Linked DNA regions of Homo sapiens: region 2 is linked to region 1. The links are chromatin loops, found by intact Hi-C in ENCODE. Cell type or tissue: HCT116. All regions are shown on one strand. Links, peaks and the distances in the headings refer to the core of each region. The heading gives the core; the rest is flanking DNA. Region 1 overlaps MGLL (monoglyceride lipase). Region 2 has its middle 10 kb from the start of RUVBL1.

Region 1 (4,382 bases), core at 1-4,000:
TTTCTAGAAGGTGACAGTGAGCAGCTTATGAATGACCAGCACAGTGTCCCCTGCCACAGCAATGGAGGTCCCTGGAGACCTCGCCAGGCTAGCCACCGTGGGTTGGCGGGAGTGGAAGTCGGCTTGGGATGAGCTGAGGACCCCGTGGAGGTCAGGATGTGAGGCCGGGAGTGGAACCCCCTCTTTTGAGAAGGTTGCCTGACTCAGAGACACAGAAACGGGTCCAGGGATGGGGAGAGATGTGGAGTGAGGGAAGGTTTGCATTTGAGAAAGGAAGTTCGAGAACACACTGGGACATTGTAACACATTTGAACCATCTTCTGATAGAAAGGTGTTGGCCTCCTAATAATGGGAGGTCAGGGCCAGGTCCTCGGGCATAGGGAGAGGGTCCGGAGAATGCTGCAGACCCCTGCCCACTGCCCACGGTCTCCGCTCCCTGCACCTGCCTCTGATGGTGCAGCTCTGATTCCGTGTCTCTCCTCATTGCAGATTTATGAAGGTGCCTACCATGTTCTCCACAAGGAGCTTCCTGAAGTCACCAACTCCGTCTTCCATGAAATAAACATGTGGGTCTCTCAAAGGACAGCCACGGCAGGAACTGCGTCCCCACCCTGAATGCATTGGCCGGTGCCCGGCTCATGGTCTGGGGGATGCAGGCAGGGGAAGGGCAGAGATGGCTTCTCAGATATGGCTTGCCAAAAAAAAAAAAAAAAAAAAATCAGAAATTGGAGAAATCCTTAGCACAATTTTCTAAAAAATAACAGACATTTTTGTTATACATTAGACTATCAGACACTGGACCTACCTTAATGGTTAGACACTTTATGCAAAAAAAGAGAAAGGTCCCAGGTGATTTTCCACAAAGAATGTGCTAAAATGTCCACTGAAAACAAAGCCAAGCCTCTGCCCTGCCTCTCCCAGCTCCCACAAGGGTTCCAGGAATTCCTGGTGTTCCCAGGACACCAGACTGCAATAACTGGAGGCGCCTCCTTCCTGCCCACCCTTCGCTCACGCCCCAGCGCCCTCTCTGACCAGCCTCCGCTTGGTGGCCTTCCTCTGGCCGTGTGATGAGGTGGTTGCTGTCTCCATAGGGGCCAGCTCCCCAGGGCAGACTCACGTGCCCCTCTGAGGCTCAGAAAATGCCCAGCCCTTCCTCAAAATGAGCAGCCACCCATGACTTTGTGGGCTCCTTGTTAGCCTGAGACCAGGCTTTGCAGAGGGGCGGGGGGTGAGGCTTAGCCCAGAAGGAGAACTGAGCAGGAAACCAAGGCTCTTCTCTGTCCCCTGCCCTTCCCCTCCTGCCAGGGGGAGGCTCAGGTTGGTCCCCGAGTGCCGCCTGTACTCACAAAGGCTGCCTTTCCTCTAGAGTCACTAATTTTACCTGATGCTATGAGAGAATCATATTGAAGATGAAATGTCTAATATATAATGTATATTTTAAAGCAGAGACTATTTTGGTGGATAGGTGGGAGGGAGCAAGGGGAGTTTGAGGGAATCAGAGCTTGATGCTACTGTACAGAACTGGACAGGTTGGGCCGGCAGTGGTGGGGCCAGAGGGCTCTGTGCTCTAGGAGCTAAGCCAGCAGCCCCCGAGAGGGGACTTGGCTGGGCCTTTCCTATGGGCAAGGCCCAGTGCTCTTCCTGCCCACCAGGGACCATGGAGCAGTGGCACCCTATGGGGCTATGATCCCTAGGCCTGGGCCTGGGCCTGCCTATGGCCCAGAGCTACCCTGGGAGTGTCAGTGCTAGCAGCACAGCTACCTCTGGTGGCAGGAGAAGAGAGGCCCAGCACAGCAGCAGGCCAGGCCTTCCTGTCCAGGTCTGCATGGAGCACTCGGTGACCCAGAGCAGGGACTGGAGGCACCCCCAGCCCTGCCCCAGGCCACAGCAGGACAGGCCGGGACAGGCCTCACCCAAGGCCAAGGCTGGCATCAGCCAATCATTCAGAGCTGAGGCCCTGGGCCTAGCCTGCCCTTCTCAGGTGCCAATACCACCCCAGCCCTGCCCTTGGCCTCACTTTTTCCCAGCAATAAGTGGGGTTCACCACCCGCCTCGGGAATACTTTCCCCTTCTAAATGGGACTTGCTGTTACCTCAGGAGGCTCCTTAGTGCAAATATGACCCTGGTCAGGGCTTTGCCACCGTTGAAGCCCTGCAGAAGGTGCAATGTAGGGGTTCTGGGGCCACAGAGGAGAGGCCACTTCCCACCAGGACCCCCAACATGAAGTCTAGGCCTCAGGGGCTCCCGCCCTTCTTCCTCCAGCAGCGGGAACTGCCACTGCTCTCCCAGGCCCTGTTCTGGAGGCTAACCTTGGTTCCTGGAGAGTGTGCCCCTCCACCCTCCCTCCAGCAGCCCTGATCACACCATGAGAGCCAGGAACGGGTCACCCTGCTGAAGATCACTCTGTGCCCTGGGGGAGGAGCCAAGCCCTCACCCCACAAGGGGCAGGTGGGGGCTTGGTTGCTGACCCGGCCCAAGTCCCCACAGAGCACCTTCTGTAGCTCCAGCTTGTCTCCCTGGCTTCTCTTTGAAGGAGAAAAATGTAAAATATGCACTGAGAAAGCCAGCCCCGCCTGCTTAGTCAGCCCCGGCAGCAGGGCAGCCATGGGAACTCAGGAAAAGCAGGAACCCTTTCCAAAAGCCCAGAGATGCCCTGGGCTCAGATCTGTAATTCTCCCAGGAGCTGTGATAGAGCAGGCCACACAAAGTCCCTACGCCTCCCTGCTGCCTCCCCCAGATGCATGTGGTGGCATCACCATTCCCCAAATTGAATATCAGCATGCGGCCTGACCAGGGACTCTTTAGATGCATGAATTTATTTATATGAAGGCTCTCACAGAGACACACACAGCACTTCAGTAGCATTTGCATTCCTGGTTAAAGAATCACCAATATTTAAAATAAAAACTTTCCTGAAATTGGGACTGTCATGTTATCCAGAAGGGCTGGTACATCCGCCCACCATGTCCCCCTGCTGGGTCAGGAGCCAACACAGGACCCTGCGTGTGAGCGTGCCTGACATCTCACGCACGGCCACTCCAGAGCCGGTCCCTGTCCTTGGAAAGCTGTGAAGCCTTGCGTTGAGTTCCTTCTCGATACTGACGGCTCCGTGCTGACATTCTGAGCTCTGGAGTCACACCAGCGCAGGGGCGTGGAGGAACTGAGGTTTGGAAGGAATGCCAGGTCTCGCACAGCTTGGCCTCGAGAAGGTGAGAGGAAGGCAAAGGCCAGGGAGGGGACCCAGAGAGGCCTGGCACACAAGGCCCAAGCACCACCGTCAACACAGCCCAGTCCATACAGAAATGGGTTTCATGCCTGAAAAGCTTTTTACAGAAAGATGCCGCCTGTAGCCAGTGACAGCCGCAACCCTACAGGCCTCAGTTCCTTGCAGAGGTGAGGGGTAGAGAGTCAGCCTCCCTCCCTTCCAGCAGCGACCCAGCTTCCCTCCACTTCCAGGTGGTGCTGGGCTCACCGAGGGAGCACTGGTGGGTGCTCTGAAAACCCACAGGATCCCACCTCCAGGCCCACCTGGGTCCCATCTCACTCTCTTCTTCTTTCACCAATTGCTAACATAGACCTTGTTGGGATCACGATGGCTTCACAAGCCAGCTGTTGGGTTTGCTATGTCACTGTGGCTCAGTCACATCCCTGCGTGTATACTGTCTGCGGGGCACATATGTATCCATTTAGAGCTAAAGGAATCAGTGTACACTACAGCTAATCCTAATAAATCCGATGTTTTCGGAATGGCGTCTGTCTGTCCATCACAGTAGCCTCTGACCCTGGATGGCAATCTTCCTTGCTGAGAGCACAGCAGGCCCTTTTTTAGACAGGCTGATCCCTGCCTGAGCCATGCCTGTCACCTGATACCAACTCCAGCAGTGCTTCCCAGCCTCCATCAGCGTGTGTGGAGTTTATCTTCTCCCATCCACGCTTGGAGCAGATTTCTAAACACACACATCCTCTCGCAGACCCTGCCCCGCCACTGGGGAGGACGGAGCCCAGGCCACCCTCCCCGTGCCAGCTTCAGGTGGCTTGTGCTTTCTCCAGGGCCCCATATAGATGCCAAACCCATCCCCACACAAGCTGGGCTCTGTCCGGACTCAGCCCTCCCTCCTCAGCATAGGGAACCCGGCCTCCTGCTGCTGGGCATCCTCCAGCCCCTCTCCATTCTATACCCACACGTGGCCCAGCCACTCTCCTCCTAAGTGTGGCCAGGATTATATGGCTTCCTTCCAGCTGCACAGCTGTCACCAGCGTCTGAGGGATGGCAGCAGCAGCCTCCTTGGCAGGCCCCGCTTTCTCTCCTGCACCCAGTCTGTTTCCACACGGAGGCGAGAGGGCTGTTAAAGTATGAGTCAGACTGTGGCCCTTCTCTGCTT
Region 2 (4,382 bases), core at 320-4,319, 440 kb before region 1:
TTGTGCATGCGTTGTAGGTTTTTTAATTTGTGGTTACCATGAGGCTTGCAAATAACATCTGCATAGTTTATTTTCAACTAATGACAACTTAACACTAATTGCCAAAAAAAAGAACAAAGAGAAAACTAATTAAAAATTCTACAGTTTAACTTCATCCCCCTGCTTTTTAACTTTTTGTTGTTTCTATGATATATATCTTATTATACTGTCATGTCTTGAAAAGTTATTGTAGTTATTATTTTTGATAAGTTCATCTTTTATTCTTTCTTCTTAAGATACGAATAGTTTACACACCACAATTACAGTGCTACACTACTCTGTGGTTGTCTGTGTACGTACTATTACCAATGAGTTTTGCACCTTCAGGTGATTTCTTATTGCTCATTAACATCCTTTTCTTTCAGACTGAAGAATTCACTTTAGCATTTCTTGTAGGACAAGTCTGGTGTTGATTAAATCCCTCAGCCCTTGTTTGTCTAAGAAAGTCTTTATTTCTCTTTTATGTTTGAAGTATATTTTTGCTGGGTATGCTATCCTAGTATAAAATATTTTTTCTTCAGCAGTTTATTTATTTATTTACTTATTTTGAGATGGAGTCTTGCTCTGTAGCCCAGGCTGGAGTGCAATGGCACAATCTTGGCTTACTACAACTTCCGCCTCCTGGGTTCAAGCGATTCTCCTGCTTCAGCCTCCTAAGTAGCTGGGACTACAGGTGCATGCCGCCACACCTGGCTAATTTTTGTTCTTTTAATAGATATGAGGTTTCACCCTATTTGCCAGGCTGGTCTCGAACTCCTGACATCAGGTGATCCACCCGCCTCGGCCTCCCAAAGTGCTGGGATTACAGGCATGAGCCACCATGCCCAGCCTTCCTTTAGCACTTTCAATATGTCATGCCACTCTTTCCAGGCCTGTAAGGTTCCCACTGAGAAGTCTGCTGCCAGATATATTGGAGCTCCTTTGTATGTTATTTGTTTCTTTTCTCTTGCTGCTTTTAGGAGTCTTTCCTTATTCTTGACCTTTGGAAGTTTGATTATTAAATGTCTAGATATAGTCTTATTTGGGTTATATCTGGTGTTCTATAACCTTCTTATACTTGAATATTAATTTTTTTTCCTCTAGGTTTGGAAAGTTCTGTTTATTATCCCTTTGAATAAACTGTCTACCCTGATCTTTCTTTCTACTTTCTTTTAAGGCCAATAACTCTTAGATTTACCCTTTTGAGGCTATTTGCTAGATTTAGTAGACATGCTTCATTCTTTTTTTTAAATTTTTCCCCTCTTTGCATTTTATTTTCCTTTTCATCTTCCTCTTCTTTTTTTTTTTAGACAAAGTTTCTCACCCAGGCTGGAGTGCGGTGGTGCAATCACAGCTCACTGCTGCCTTGACCTCCCAGGCTCAATTGATTCTCTCACTTCAGCCTCCCAAGTAGCTGGGACTACAGACATGTGCCACCACACCCAGCTCATTTATTGTTATTTTTATTTTTATTTTTTGTAGAGATGGGGTTTCACCATGTTGCCCAGGCTGGTCTCGAACTTCTGGCTTCACTTGGTCTGCCACCCTTGGCCTCCCAAAGTGCTGGGATTACAGGCATGAGCCACCATGCCTGGCCACCTCTGTGTATTTTCAAATAGCCTGTCTTTTTTTTTTTTTTTTTTGACAGTTTCACTCTTGTTGCCCAGGCTGGAGTGCAGTGGCATGATCTCTGCTTACTGCAACCTCTGCCTCCCAGGTTCAGGTGATTCTCCTGCCTCAGCCTCCTGAGTAGCTGGATTACAGGCGCCTACCACCGCGCCCAGGTAACATTTGTATTTTTAGTAGAGAAGGGGTTTCACTTTGTTGGCCAGGCTGGTCTCAAACTCCTGACCTCAAGTGATCTGCCTACCTCGGCCTCCCAAAGTGCTGGGATTACAGACATAAGCCACTACGCCTGGCCAAATAGCTTGTCTTCAAGCTCACTAATGCTTCTGCTTGATCAGTTCTGCTGTGGACTGATGCATGCTTTGTATATCAACTGAATTTTTCAGCTCCAGAAGTTCTGCTTGATTATTTTTAATTATTTCAATCTCTTTGTTAAATTTATCTGATAGGATTCTGAATTCCTTCTCTGCATTATCTTGAATTTCGTTGCGCTTCCTCAAAAGAGCTATTTTGAATTGTCTGTCTAAAAGGTCACATATCTGTCACTTCAGGATTGATCACTGGTGCCTTATTTCATTTGTTTGGTGAGGTCATGTTTTCACGGATAGCCTTGATGATGTGGATATTTGTCAATATCTGGGCATTGAAGAGTTAGGTATTTATTACAGTCTTTGCAGTCTGAGCTTGTTTGTACCCATCCTTCTTGGGAAGCCTTGCCAAGCATTCAAAGGGAATTGAGTGTTGTAATCTGTCTTTGGTCACTGCAGCTGTATCTGCACTAGGGGGCACCCCAAGCCCAATAAAGCTGTGACTTTCAGCTGCATAGAGGTGCTACCTTGGTGGTCTTGGGTAAGATCTGGGAGAATTCCCTGGATTACCAGACAGAGACTCTTGTTCTCTTCCCGTACTTTCCCAGGAACAAACAGAGTCTCTCTGATAAGCTGTCTGAAGCTGGGGGAGGGATGATACAAGCACCTCTGTAGCAACACCACTGGGACTTTGTTGGGTCAGACCCAAACCCAGCCCAATACTGTGTCTCACCCAAGGGCCATGGTGACCACTGCCTGGCTACTGCCAATGTTCACTTAAGGCCTGAAAGCTCTAAAATCAGCATCTGGTGAATCTAGCCAGGCTTATGTCCTTCCCTCAGAGTGACAAGCTCATCCCCCAGCCCACGGCAGGTCCAGAAATGCCATCCAGGAGCTGGGGCCTGGAGTCAGAAACCTTAGGAATCCATTTGGTGCTCTAGTCTACTGTAGCCGAGCTGGTGCCCAAACCGCAATACAAAGTCCTTTCCACTCTTCCCTCCCTTTTCCTCATGCAGAAGAACTCTCCCTGTGGTCACAACCAACCCAGGCCTATAGCAAGAACTGCCTGGCTACCGCTGATGCTCACTCAAGATCCAAGGGCTCTCTCTTCAAGTTGTGTTGAATACTGCTGGGCCTGGGTCTCTCCCTTCAGGGCAGTAGGCTCCCCTCTGGCCCAAGGCAAGTCCAAAAATGTCACCCAGGAGCTAAGGCCTGGAATTGGGAAACCCAAAAGACCACTCGGTGCTCTACCCCACTGTGGCTGAGGTGGTGTCCAAGTTGCAAGACAAAGTCCCTTTTATTCTTTCCTTTCTTCAAACAGAAAGGGTTTCTTTCTGTGGCCATCACAACTGGGAATGTGCTGGTTCACCTGAAGCCAGCATGGCACTGGGTCTCACCCAAGGCTCGTGGTAAATACTGTCTGGCTACCACTGATGTTTATTCAAGGCCCATGCACTCTACTCAGCAGATGATGAATCCTGCCAAGTCTGGGTTTTCCTCCTTCAAGACGCTGCATTCTCTTTTGTCCCAGGGTGTGTCTAGAAATGTCGTCTGGGAGCTAGAGCCTGAAATAAGGGCCTCAGGACTCTACCTGCTGCCCCATTCTACTGTGGCTAAGCTAGTATCCAAGTTGCAAGACAAAGTCCCCTTTACTCTCCTCTCTGCTCTCCTCAAGCAGAAGGAAGGAGTCTCTCCGGGAGCTGCAAGCTGCGCTGCCTGGCTTTGGGGGAGTGGTGATGCAAGCACTCCCTTGATTGCCCTGGGTATTGTCTTGCTAGGTCACATGCACCCCACGTTCACTGGCTCCAAGCCTAGCAGAGCACCAAGATTTGCCCAGGAATTGCAGTCCTTGTGGCCTACACTGCCTTCCAAGTTTCTGTAGAACCCCAGAGCACTTTAGCCTGCGGTGATGAGGCTGGCCGGAACTCAGTTTCTGACCACTGGGATGGATGATTCCCCTCTGGCTAGGGCTTGTCTAAATGCTCTCTCCGTGGGTGCTGGTTGAATTCTGCCTTGTGTTGCTTTCTGCTGTGACAGGGCAGCACTGAGTTCCAGTACAAAGTCCCATAATCTCTCTGCCAAGTACATAGATTCTCTCTCTGTGCCATGAGGCCTCAGGCAGGGGATGAGAGAGGGGTAGTGCAGGTGAGTCAAGACTGTCTTTCCTACTCTCTTTAGTGCCTCTTTCTTTGATGTGATGTTAAAACCAGGGACTGTGACTGCTCACCTGATTTTTGGTTCTTATGAAGGTGCCTTCTTGTGTGGATAGTTTTTCAATTTGGTTTCCTGCTGGCGGCAGGTGGGGGCAATTTCTGGAGGGTGCATTTGGCCATCTTGCTCCGCCTCCCTCTCATAGGCAACTCCTAGTTGTTTTTTGGATCATGAAAGTGTATTGGATTTTGTCAAATTTTTTTTCTGAATCAGTTGAGT

What was found. A loop is a pair of places that touch in the nucleus more often than their neighbours do. Peaks named below come from ENCODE experiments on the same cell type or tissue, not always from the same donor. Only the 100,000 strongest peaks of a DNase experiment are listed, where the experiment ranks them.
Region 2: a loop joins it to region 1, with 10 times the contacts of the local background. A loop is called at or near these places in 1 of 110 quality-filtered maps.

What each region holds. Positions count from the first base shown.
Region 1 is chr3:127,688,431-127,692,812 of GRCh38, reverse strand. It overlaps MGLL (monoglyceride lipase), which reads left to right. Exons shown (of 8, transcript NM_007283.7): 8 at 490-3,747. The coding sequence ends at 615. Among named protein-coding and RNA genes, the nearest start is that of ABTB1, 18 kb to the right of the region's middle. RefSeq lists enhancers at 2,600-3,105, 3,106-3,611. In HCT116, for the core only: a CTCF peak has its summit at 1,787 (motif pointing left); a DNase peak (open chromatin) is centred at 1,732; H3K4me3 peaks cover 632 bases; H3K27ac peaks cover 680 bases.
Region 2 is chr3:128,131,738-128,136,119 of GRCh38, reverse strand. It overlaps a transcript of RUVBL1 not described here. Among named protein-coding and RNA genes, the nearest start is that of RUVBL1, 10 kb to the right of the region's middle. RefSeq lists a silencer at 2,360-2,654. In HCT116, for the core only: a CTCF peak has its summit at 2,431 (motif pointing right); a DNase peak (open chromatin) is centred at 2,409.